Regions from separate parts of the Homo sapiens genome. Here all the other regions are linked to region 1. Evidence: chromatin contacts called from ENCODE Hi-C or POLR2A ChIA-PET data. All regions are on one chromosome and are shown on one strand. Each heading gives the region's core, a stretch centred on a gene start or an enhancer-like site at or near the end of the contact. The rest is flanking DNA. Distances are from core to core; before and after follow the strand shown.

Region 1 (3,219 bases), core at 185-2,684:
CTACTTCATCATTATTAGATATCATTTAATCCTACCCTACTGCTGTGCTAGGTACTTGGCATAGACAGGAACAAAACAGTTTCTGCCCTTGAAGAGTTCCACATCCCCTGCAGCATAACCACACTCTTCCCCTGAACTGTACTCGATCTAGCTCTGGGGCCTGCTCTCTCCTTTCTCAATATATCTTCTAACCTCAAGAAGTCCTCCCCAAATCCTACCCATGGCTTAAGCTCAAGTTTCCCCCCCTCTAGTTTCTTGTTCACTTTAGCTCACAAAATAAAGTCCCCATTAAAAACAAAACGAAACAAACTCCTTTGGCACTTATTGCATACACTAATATGAGTGCTAAAAGGGGAGCTGATACCACCACCTAAGATCATAAATGTAAACGTACAGCATGTCAAGTACTATTTCCCATAGTTCTATTACAGACAAGGACCCACTTTTTTAAAAGTGTTGCACAAAGTCACAATGAATTACAAAAAGCAGAGCTACAGCCCAGGTCTTGCGGTTCCCAGCCATAAAATCTTAAAACTGGCAGAGACCTCAAACGACACCTTAACTAGTGATTTCAGAGTCCTAGCATGTGAAAGTTGTAATGGGGATGGAGGAACTGGGCTTTGGATTAATTTTAAAACAACAAAATCAAGGATTGCTTTGAAAAACATTTGAAGACAAAAATCTTCAAAACATGGGTTGGAAAAGATAACAAAAAAAAGCTCAGGGAGGCTGAGGTGGGAGGATCTCTAGAGTCCGGATGTCGAGGCTACAGTGAGCCGTGACCCACGCCACTGCACTCCAGCCCTGGAGAAAGAGCGAGAGACCGTGTCTCGAAAAAACAAACAACAAAAAAACCCTCAGACCCCAAAACGTCAAGGAATAAAAGTAAAAGGTTGGGCGGACACAACTCCTCCATTTGACAGATGAGCAAACTGAGGCACAGAACTCCAGGAGGCCTGGCCAAGGCCTCCTGGAGGGAACAGGGTCAGTTGACGGAAAAGAGCCAGAGGCTGCACGCTGGACAGCGTTCGGACCTTCCGGGTCGCGCACGTGTAAATTGCCCCCAGGAGCCTGAGGGAGCAAAGCAGCCGCCCCGCCCCGCGGGCAGCGCGTTCAGCGGCCACGTGACACAGCCAGCCCATCACGCGCAAAGGGCAGGGCCTGGAGGACACCACCCCCGCCACTCTCTCAGCCCTCCACTAGGAAAGAAGGAGATGGTATTGGTGGGCGGGCCAGACCCGCCTCCCCCACGGTGGCCACCCCGCGCGAGGCGGGCCCAGCCGCCGCCCTCCAGTGAGGGGACGGACGAGCTCAGCTAGGCCAAGGCGAAAGAGCGACGCGCACTTCAATCAGACGGCTTCACCAATGGGCTTGCGCGCTTTCCGCGGCGCCCGCCCCTGCATCGGCCTCCCGGCGACCGCGCTGCTTTCCCTCAGGCCGCCGCGGCGGCGCCCGCCCGCGCCTCCATCCGGGTCCTGGCGCGGTGCTCTCCCGGCAGCGACGGGCGCGAGGGCCGGGGCATTCCCACGGCCGCGACGGCCCTCTCCGCGAGCGCGAGGTGGGTATGGCGGACGCGGCAGCGAGCGCGGGTCCGTCGCCATTTTATTTCGCGGAGACTCGCGGCAGCGGGTGGGCAGAATGGGAGAGCCGTGCGCCGGCCCGCGCCTGTCCGGCTAACGCGGGCTGGGACTGGTGGGGCGGCCTGCCCCCTCCAGCGGGCGGGTGGCCCCGGGGGGCCGGCGGGCTGCTAGCGGAAGTCGCGGGCGCTCGGGGCACGGGGGAGGGGTGCCGCGTGGCCGCCGCGGGGCCGGCTCCAACCCCCTCCGCTTCCCGCCCAGCTCCTCACCGACAGGGCGGGGGAGGGGGGGTCATTCTTCACATTCCTTACCCCGCCCTTCCCCCCGCTTCAATCAAACTTGGGGCGGGCGGAAGGCCCGCCTTCCGGCCGGCGCCTGTTGGCCGGCGCCGCCTCTGACTGTGGCGTGACTGGTTGTAGGCGCCGCCAGGTGCCTCTGACGTCACTTCCGCTATCAAGTTTGTGGGCCGGGGAGACCTTGGCCTTGGGGGTTGGGATGAAGGAGGGAAGGTAGGAAGTGCGAGGGGCGGGGGGACAGGGCGGGAAGGCGCGGGCGGGGAGGGCGGGAGAGTCGTGGCTGGCTGCATGCCCCTGCTCCCCGCGGCCAAGTGCAGCCTCCCTTCCTGAAGCAGCTGCTGCGGCTGGAGGTCCGCTGCGGCAGCCGTCCTTGGCGAGGGGGAGGGGAACGCGGGAGCGGGAGGAAATCGTATCCCGGGGGACGGGGCTTGGAGATTTGCGACTCGGTGTCACCGGAAACAGCGCTGGCCTTTTGAGTCGACGCTGCAAACTCTTGGAACCGAGTGCCTCTCAGAAGGCTTGCTAATAAACTTCCCGGGCGGGCTCTAGTGTGAGGAATGTGGTAACCTGTATGTCCTTGGCCAGTAATGCCCTTCGGTCTTTCAACTTTTTACAGTAGATTCTGTGTCAGAGGTAATGGTATGTATTCTTCAACTTACCGGTTTTTAAAAAATTGACTAACGAGAGGGCGGGCAGACAGGAAAAAGGCAGGGAAGACAGTGAATGTTAAAATTTTGAGGTAAATCAGGAGACTGGTTGAGTTTTGCTTTTTAACTTCATTGATAATACTGCTTTCTTGGCATACAGTTCCTAAAGTTAAAGCATCATGTGGCATTCCTTTGCATTTATTTCTGTTGGCCTGAAGTATAAGAACATTGAATGTCAAATTCCAAATTTATGTGTAGTTTAGGAAATAATTGTTTATATCCAGAATTCTTTTGGTGTTTGGCGGGGTCTGGTTTTATTTACTGTATATTCGGGAAGTATGTGTAGTTAGGGAAGTAAAAACTTGGAAGTTACTTTGGGTTTTGTGAGAATGTTTGATTCATTATACATATTTGTTAAAAGTTTACTTTGAAACTTCAACTTTGAGAATAGACAAATTTCTTGACGTCCTGTAAATTCAGTGGTATTATATAGCATTTTAAAATTTATCACTTAGGTGCAATTACAGTGTGAGGGGAAAAGTTAACTTTTTTGAATAGTTACATTGCAGTGACAGCAAGAGAGTATTTTTATGTGTAGACAGGCTGTGGGTTCCCCTCACTTAAATTGAAGCTCTGTTGAACTTGAGACACTTAAGAATCTTGCAAGTGTGAAAAGTGGAGTGAAACAAAACCATTTCT
Region 2 (3,219 bases), core at 535-3,034, 210 kb before region 1:
AACCAAATCAGCCTTGCTGCGTTAGAAAAAGAACATGCACGGAGCGTGCACATTTGCTCTTCCGTGCGTGGCACAACAGCCATGCGGTGGCCAGGAGTCATCTGGGCCGGAGTTGGGTGCTTCCCGGAAATTCCAAAGTACCCTGAGAACCTGGAAATTATTGTTCACGTTTTCTATTTTCAGACGCTTCCCCATGCAGATGTTTCCATTTTCTTCAGTCCTAAAATGATTGTGTGCCCGCTTCAAACGAATTAGTAGCAACAGAGCAGATGGAGACGAAAGGTAGCCGAATGGCCGAGTCCCAGCTGGACTTAGAAGGAGCGCGCTGGCCCTGCCGTCTCCAGGCTAGGGAGCACCGACTAGGAGGTGGGGGGGTGCAGGGAAGGCGACTTGAAGGGCTGGGGTCCCGGCTACAGCGTAGGAGCCTCCCTTCCCCGACAGGCCTGTCACTGAGGTGCGAGTCCTAGCCTGGCTGGAGTCGGAAAGGGCAGGGCAAGGCGCAGGTAAATGTGGGGCAGAGGACCCGTAGGGAAAAGGTGGGAGATGGGAGGCAGGCCGACCCCAATGAGAGAAGCGAGGGAGGCCGACCGGCAGACGGTTGGAAAGCGAGATAGGGAAAGACAAGACGAGGGTGGAGTGCGATGGAGACAGCACCATCAGGGCAGAGCAGGCCCCGCCAAATTAGAAGAAAGGGCAGAAGCTGAAAAGGTCTGCGCAGGCCGTTCAAGCCCTGCAGAGGCCCAGCCGACCTGAAACCAGAAGGGACAGCCAGGCAGCTGCTCACAGTCAGGCCTCTGGCCCCAAGGCAAGGCCGAAGCAGGTCCGCACTGCGGCCAAGGCCGCGTTCCTCGCCCGCTGGAGCTCCCGGGGACTCCGGGCCGGCTTGGGCCCGCGTCAGCACCCAGCCCTCGGGAGCGCAGGCCTCCTCCCCAGAGGTCCGACTTCCCTGGGTTGGGCAGCCGCGGCCACTCCCGGCCATCCCTCTGCGGCGAAGCCCAGGCGCCCGTGGCCTGAGGTCGCTTCCACCCACGAGAGTCCGTAGCCTGGCAGTGCGCCTGCACTGGGGATGCTCACTCGGGGTCCCCGGGCTGGAGGCCGAAGGGAAGCAGTGAAGGAAAGAGCGAACACCCTCCCCGGGCGGCCCGCGGGCACGAGGCCTGGTTTCTGTGAGGCCTGGAGCTTGCACCCTCCGCCTCCCGCCTGGAGGGCTCCGAGAGACGGTCCCAGAACCTGCGCTCCCAGAGCAGCTTCCCGGGGCTGCTTCGATGCCGGAGGAGGCTCGGGGCGCCCCCGCGGTTCAGCTCGCTGTCTCCCGCCAAGCCCGGCCCGCGACCCCGCGGCCGCCACACGTACCCAGGTGGCTGTGGAAGGGCCGCGCCGCCAGCAGCGCCTGCACGCCGAACTTCAGCAGCTCGCCCGCCGCGGCAGCGGCGGCTGCGGGCGCGGCGCCCTTGGGCCCGGGTGGCTCCGTGAGGATCTCCTCAATCATGAAGCTGCGATAGCGGTGCGGCCGGTGGTCCGCGCAGCCCTCGGGCGGGCCGAAGCGCGCGGCGCCCGGCTCCCCCGGCCGCTGCATCGCGGCGCCCACTGCTGCGCCCGCGGTTTGGCGGCGGCGGCGGCGACGGCTTGGCTCCGGCGCGGGGCCCGCGCGGGGCTCTAGGCCGGCCCGCAGCTCGGGGCGGCGCGCGGGCGCCGGCTCATGCCCCCTCCCCCGCCGGCCGGCCGGGCGGAGGCGCAGGGCGCGGGCGGGGCGCGCGGGGCTCGGCCGGTCGAACCCGGGACTGCGCCCCCTCCCCACGCCGCCGCGCCTCTTGCCCGGCCAGCCCCGCGTCACCGCCCCGCCCCGCCCCGCCCCGCGCCGCCGCCCCCAACCCCTAGGCTGAGCCGGAGGGAGGGACCCAGAAGGGAGGGAGGCGGAAGGGAGGCCAAAAAGGAGGGGGCCACGTGAAAGAGGCCGGCCGACCGAGACCGAGGGAGACTGAGCGGAGCGCACGCCCTGGAAGGAGAGAGCCGGAGAGTTCGGGAGGCAAGACCCCCAGAGACGAGAGTCGGAGGGATCAAACGACACAGGTGAGAGAAGGGGCAGAGGCAGACGGCGTGGGCCAAACAAGATTCCAGACAGTGATGTGAGGGCACCAGAGACGCCACCGAGATGTGCGCAGAGAGACCAAAAGAGGCGTGAGAGCCAGCGGGCTGTGACGTGACGGAGGGCACAGAGGCAGGCGGGGCAGAGGAAGGGGGCGGTAAAGAAATGGGAACAGCTAGAAAACCGGCGGCTTGATCGGCTTTTAGGTAGCCCCGGAAAGGTCGGGAGGAGGAGGGGCAAAGGCCGCGCTCCTCAGCTGGGAAGGAGGTGGTCTCAAGCAGCCTCCAGTCCCGGGCTCAACACCGCCAACCCGGCAAGGGTGAGGCAGCGTTCAGGGATGCAAGGGGCAGAGCGGTAGCGGCACCTGTGCACCCCTCCCACCTCTGCCTCAGTTTACCATGTACGGCCTCATTTCTCTCCGGGCTGCCCTGAGAGAAAAATGTTCTCCAGCCGAGATTTGCTTGAATTGGAAATTCAAGTGATCCATGGACACATCCTCCTTGACAGCCCCCAGAAGACTGTAGGCTGGTTACATCCCCCTAGTTAGAAAAGGAAAAGGATTCGAGGAGAAGGGAAGGATGCAGCTTTGCCTTTTCCCAGCTTTGGGGCATCAAGAAACTGTTACTGGGCGGAGTTGGGGCCAGGGGGCCAGTGGGTGCTCTGAGAGTGTAAAGACCAAACTCTGGTGGGACCTGGCTCCATTGCGGAGCCTCAAAAGCTCCAACATGGTGGAGGAAGTTGGCAGTACCTTCTCTAGATCTTTCTTTCCATCCTTAGAAGAGTATAAGCCCAAGCCGTGGAGTGAACAACCCCAAAGCTACCCTACGCTGAACTCCTCTCTTTGGTCCTGCCACTACTGGTGAAACCACTGACCCTTTCTGGGCCTGTTTCCTTACCTGTCCTGAGGAGATGCTGACCTTTGGCTCCAGAGAGACTGTGAGAACTCAGTGAGGGGGTCCTGCACTCCGAGGGTCCTGCACCCTGGGAGCCCTTAGGTCTGTTTGGAGAGAAAACAGTTCCTCCAGGCAAGAGGGGAGAAGTGTCCCCAGGAGGTTGGGGGAGGAGCATCTGCCCTCCTCCTTCTCAGGAATCACAGGGCCTACCTCCTAGCCCCATCCACCATTGCCAGTCAG
Region 3 (3,219 bases), core at 493-2,992, 150 kb before region 1:
GCTAAATGGAATAGTTTATATGTGTAAAATGTTTAGAACAGGCCGGGCGCGGTGGCTTATACCTGTAATCCCAGCACTTTGGGAGGCCAAGGCAGGCAGATCACTTGAGGTCAGGAGTTTGAGACCAGCCTGGCCAACATGGTGAAACCCCGTCTCTACTAAAAATACAAAAATTATCAGGGCGTGATGGCAGGTGCCTGTAATCCCAGCTACTCGGAAGGCTGAGGCAGGAGAATCGCTTGAACGCGGGAGACCCAGGTTGCAGTGAGCCGAGATCATACCACTGCACTCTAGCCTGGGCAACAGAGCAAGACTCAGTCTCAAAAAAAAAAAAAATTAGAACAGCACCTGACACATTAAGGAATAAATAATTAGTTATCTGAATGCAATAAATGTAAAAAGACAAACAAAAGTCAAGAGAAGGACACCCACTAGCAAAGAAGGCACCAAATCCTTCTGTCTTCTCCTCTAAATGTGGGCACAAAGCAAGGGTGGGCAGAAATCCGTCTAGCTTTTCCATTTGAGTCCTATGCTGAGCTATCTGTTCTTAGTGTACCAGGGTTGAGGTGGTCATAGAAATTATTATAGTGTGCTTGGACTACTGTAACAAAATACCATGCACTAGGTGGCTTAAACAACAGAAATTTATTGTTTTCACAGCTCTGGAGTCTGGAAGTTGAAGATCAAGGCCCAGCTGCTTGGGTTCCTGGTAAGGGCTCTCTTCCTGGCTTGCAGTGGACACCTCACCATGTGCTGACATGGCCTTTCCTTGGTGCATGGGAGAGGGAGTGAGCAATCTCTCTCTTCCTCTTCTTTTCTTTTCTTTTTTTTTTTTTTTTTTTTTGACAGAGTCTCACTCTGTACCCCAGCCTGGAGTGCCGTGGTGCAATCTCGGCTCACTGCAACCTCCGCCTCCTGGGTTCAAGCGATTCTCCTGCCTCAGCCTCCTGAGTAGCTGGGATTACAGGCGCCCGCCACCATGCCCAGCTGATTTTTGTATTTTTAGTAGAGACGGGATTTTGCCATTTTGGCCAGGCTGGTCTCGAACTCCTGACCTCAGGTGATCCGACCACCTTGGCCTCTCAAAGTTCTGGGATTACAGGTGTGAGCCACCAGGCCCGGCCAGGAGAGGGAGTGAGCAGTCTCTCTCTTCCTCTTCTTATAAAGCCATCAATCCTGTCACATTAGGACTCCACCCTTATGACCTCATTTAATTACCTCCTAAAAGCCCCAACTCCAATACAGTCCCATAAGGGTTTAGGTCTTCACCATATGGATTGGGTAGGGAGAGGGCACAATTTAGCCCACAGGGCAAATCTGGGGGGAGATGTGAGTTCTTCTCAGTCTTTATGCCCCAACAGGCTTTCATGTTGCCAACTCAATCAGACCACTAAAATCTGTTCTCAGAGAAAAGTCCTCCCCTTCATTTTCTGTCCTGAATATACAATTTTCCCCAGGCCCCAAGCCACAGAGCCTGAAACATCAGGAAAAGTTTCTGTTCTTAGTGCTCTTATCCAACCTCTTTCATCTGACTATTTCAAAATGTCCTCACAGCCCTAATTAGGTAATGAATTAATCAACAAAGTTGCTGGTTAATTGGCTTTCATTTTTGGAAGTACTTCCAGAAATGTCAGGGGAAATGTCATTTTTCAAAGTTTAAAAATGCATTGCTCGGCCTGAAATGCTGTGCTACATGAAAAGATTTCCTGCTAGGCTAGATCAGAGTGAACCGGGGGAGGTGGAAGCGGGCAGGATGATTTCTCTGTTTCTGTGGCAGCCTGCCACAGTCTGGAGGGCACACCCTCTGCTTTCTCCTCTGATTCTGTTTCAGCAGGCTAGATGAAAAAGGGCACTGCATTTGAAGTCAGAAGACTGAGGCCACAGTCTCTGACCATAACCCAGCTCTGTCACTAATCAGTCACCCGGCCTTGGATGTCAATTCCCCCAGCCTTGCCTATAAAGTGGATGTTAATCTACCCCATCTAGCCTTTGAAAAAGAATTAAATGATTCTGTATGTCATCTATAAAATGGATACAAGTCTACCCAATCTATCCTTTTACAAGAATTAAATGATTATATATGTAAAAGAACTTTGTAAACTGCAAAATACAATTACACAGTCCTTTTCATAGTATGAGCACCTTTCTCAGGCTGGGGTAGAGAAGTTGAGGGAAGGCTTCATGGAAGAACTAATAACTAAGTTCAATCATGAAGGATGAGGAAGGGAAAGCAGGGACATTCTGGGCCAAGAGAGCAGCATGGCAACAGTGAGAGAGGGCCTGGCACATCTGACAAAGTGCCTGAAGTTTGCATAGCTAGGTTTAAAAATTAAGGGAAATGGAGTGGGAGGAAGGATGCTAGAGAGAGAGGGTGAAGCACTTTGCACACCATCCTAAGGAGTGTGGACTTTTCACAGACGTGGGAAACAATGAAAGCATTTAAAGAGGCAGTGCCATGATCAGATTTGTATTTAGAAAGCTCACTTGGTGGAGAGCAGTATAGAAGATGGATTGGAAGCAGTCTAGACTAGACAGAGAGATCACTCAGGGAGCAGGTGCAGTAACCCTGTTGAGGATCTAGGGAGGGCAACTGTAACAGAAGTGGAGAAGAAGAGTTAATTAGTTAATTAATCCAAGTGGTTCTGAGGAGTTGGAATCCATAAGACAGATAGCTGGTAAGCATGGAGACAAAGGAAAAGATCAAAATTGGCTCCCCAGTTTCCAGTTTGGGCTAACAGATAAATGGTGGTGGTTACATTCACTTGGCTAGGAGCAGTTAGGAGGAAAAAGACTAAATCAAGTTTTAGAAGGTTAAGTCTGTGGGATAAGAAGTAGAGGTGTCTAATGACTGTTAAATATAGGGTTCTGGAGCACAGGAGAGAGATCTGAAATGGATAAATATAAGATAAATATAAGACAAAATTAGGTTTTAGAATCACATTACTGACTAATAGCTAGTATGAAAGATACTCTAGATCCAGCTATTTTCAAACTCTGCATCCATTTTCCACAGAACTTTTTTAAAAGGAAGTCAAACTGGAACTCCAATATCTGAAATATATTTTAAAAGTTCTTTAGATGGTTTAAATCTTCATCTTGCATGGACCATGGTTTTAAAGCCCTCAGATTCGTAACGATCTGAGAATATTGCTGCCTAGATATACTTTTCCAGGATAGAGAAGCCTCAGTAACATGGCCAGTATCACATAACATTTAGTC

What was found. Hi-C counts contacts between places; a loop is a spot of excess contacts on that map. ChIA-PET counts read pairs that join two places held with the same protein, here RNA polymerase II (POLR2A). Pooled maps may share reads with other maps.
Region 2: a loop to region 1 is called in a pooled map, with 2.7 times the contacts of the local background. The contact joins the promoter of BARX1 here to the promoter of MIRLET7A1HG in region 1. A Hi-C loop is called at or near these places in 7 of 50 pooled maps. POLR2A ChIA-PET finds 5 or more read pairs at or near these places in 3 of 52 experiments (BJ, PC-3 and WTC11).
Region 3: a map of K562 shows a loop between it and region 1 (2.9-fold over the local background). The contact joins the enhancer-like site here to the promoter of MIRLET7A1HG in region 1. A Hi-C loop is called at or near these places in 4 of 168 maps with a recorded cell type or tissue (CD14-positive monocyte, K562, MCF 10A and 1 more) and 4 of 50 pooled maps. POLR2A ChIA-PET finds 5 or more read pairs at or near these places in 5 of 52 experiments (AG04450, H1, MCF 10A and 2 more).

What each region holds. Positions count from the first base shown.
Region 1 is chr9:94,164,824-94,168,042 of GRCh38, forward strand. It overlaps MIRLET7A1HG (miRlet-7a-1/let-7f-1/let-7d cluster host gene), which reads left to right and starts at 1,435. Exons shown (of 5, transcript NR_170278.1): 1 at 1,435-1,558. RefSeq lists an enhancer at 800-1,364 and silencers at 1,060-1,859, 2,090-2,159.
Region 2 is chr9:93,953,571-93,956,789 of GRCh38, forward strand. It overlaps BARX1 (BARX homeobox 1), which reads right to left and starts at 1,785. Exons shown (of 4, transcript NM_021570.4): 1 at 1,354-1,785. The coding sequence starts at 1,576. It overlaps BARX1-DT (BARX1 divergent transcript), which reads left to right and starts at 2,264. Exons shown (of 2, transcript NR_144455.1): 1 at 2,264-3,219. It overlaps LOC124902216 (a long non-coding RNA gene), which reads left to right and starts at 1,956. Exons shown (of 3, transcript XR_007061672.1): 1 at 1,956-2,070. RefSeq lists enhancers at 1-367, 1,779-2,310, 2,311-2,841.
Region 3 is chr9:94,009,554-94,012,772 of GRCh38, forward strand. No RefSeq gene overlaps it. Among named protein-coding and RNA genes, the nearest start is that of BARX1-DT, 55 kb to the left of the region's middle. Within about 2 kb of position 1,743, at least 3 of the 41 ENCODE cell types and tissues checked have a DNase peak (open chromatin) inside an H3K27ac peak, as active enhancers do.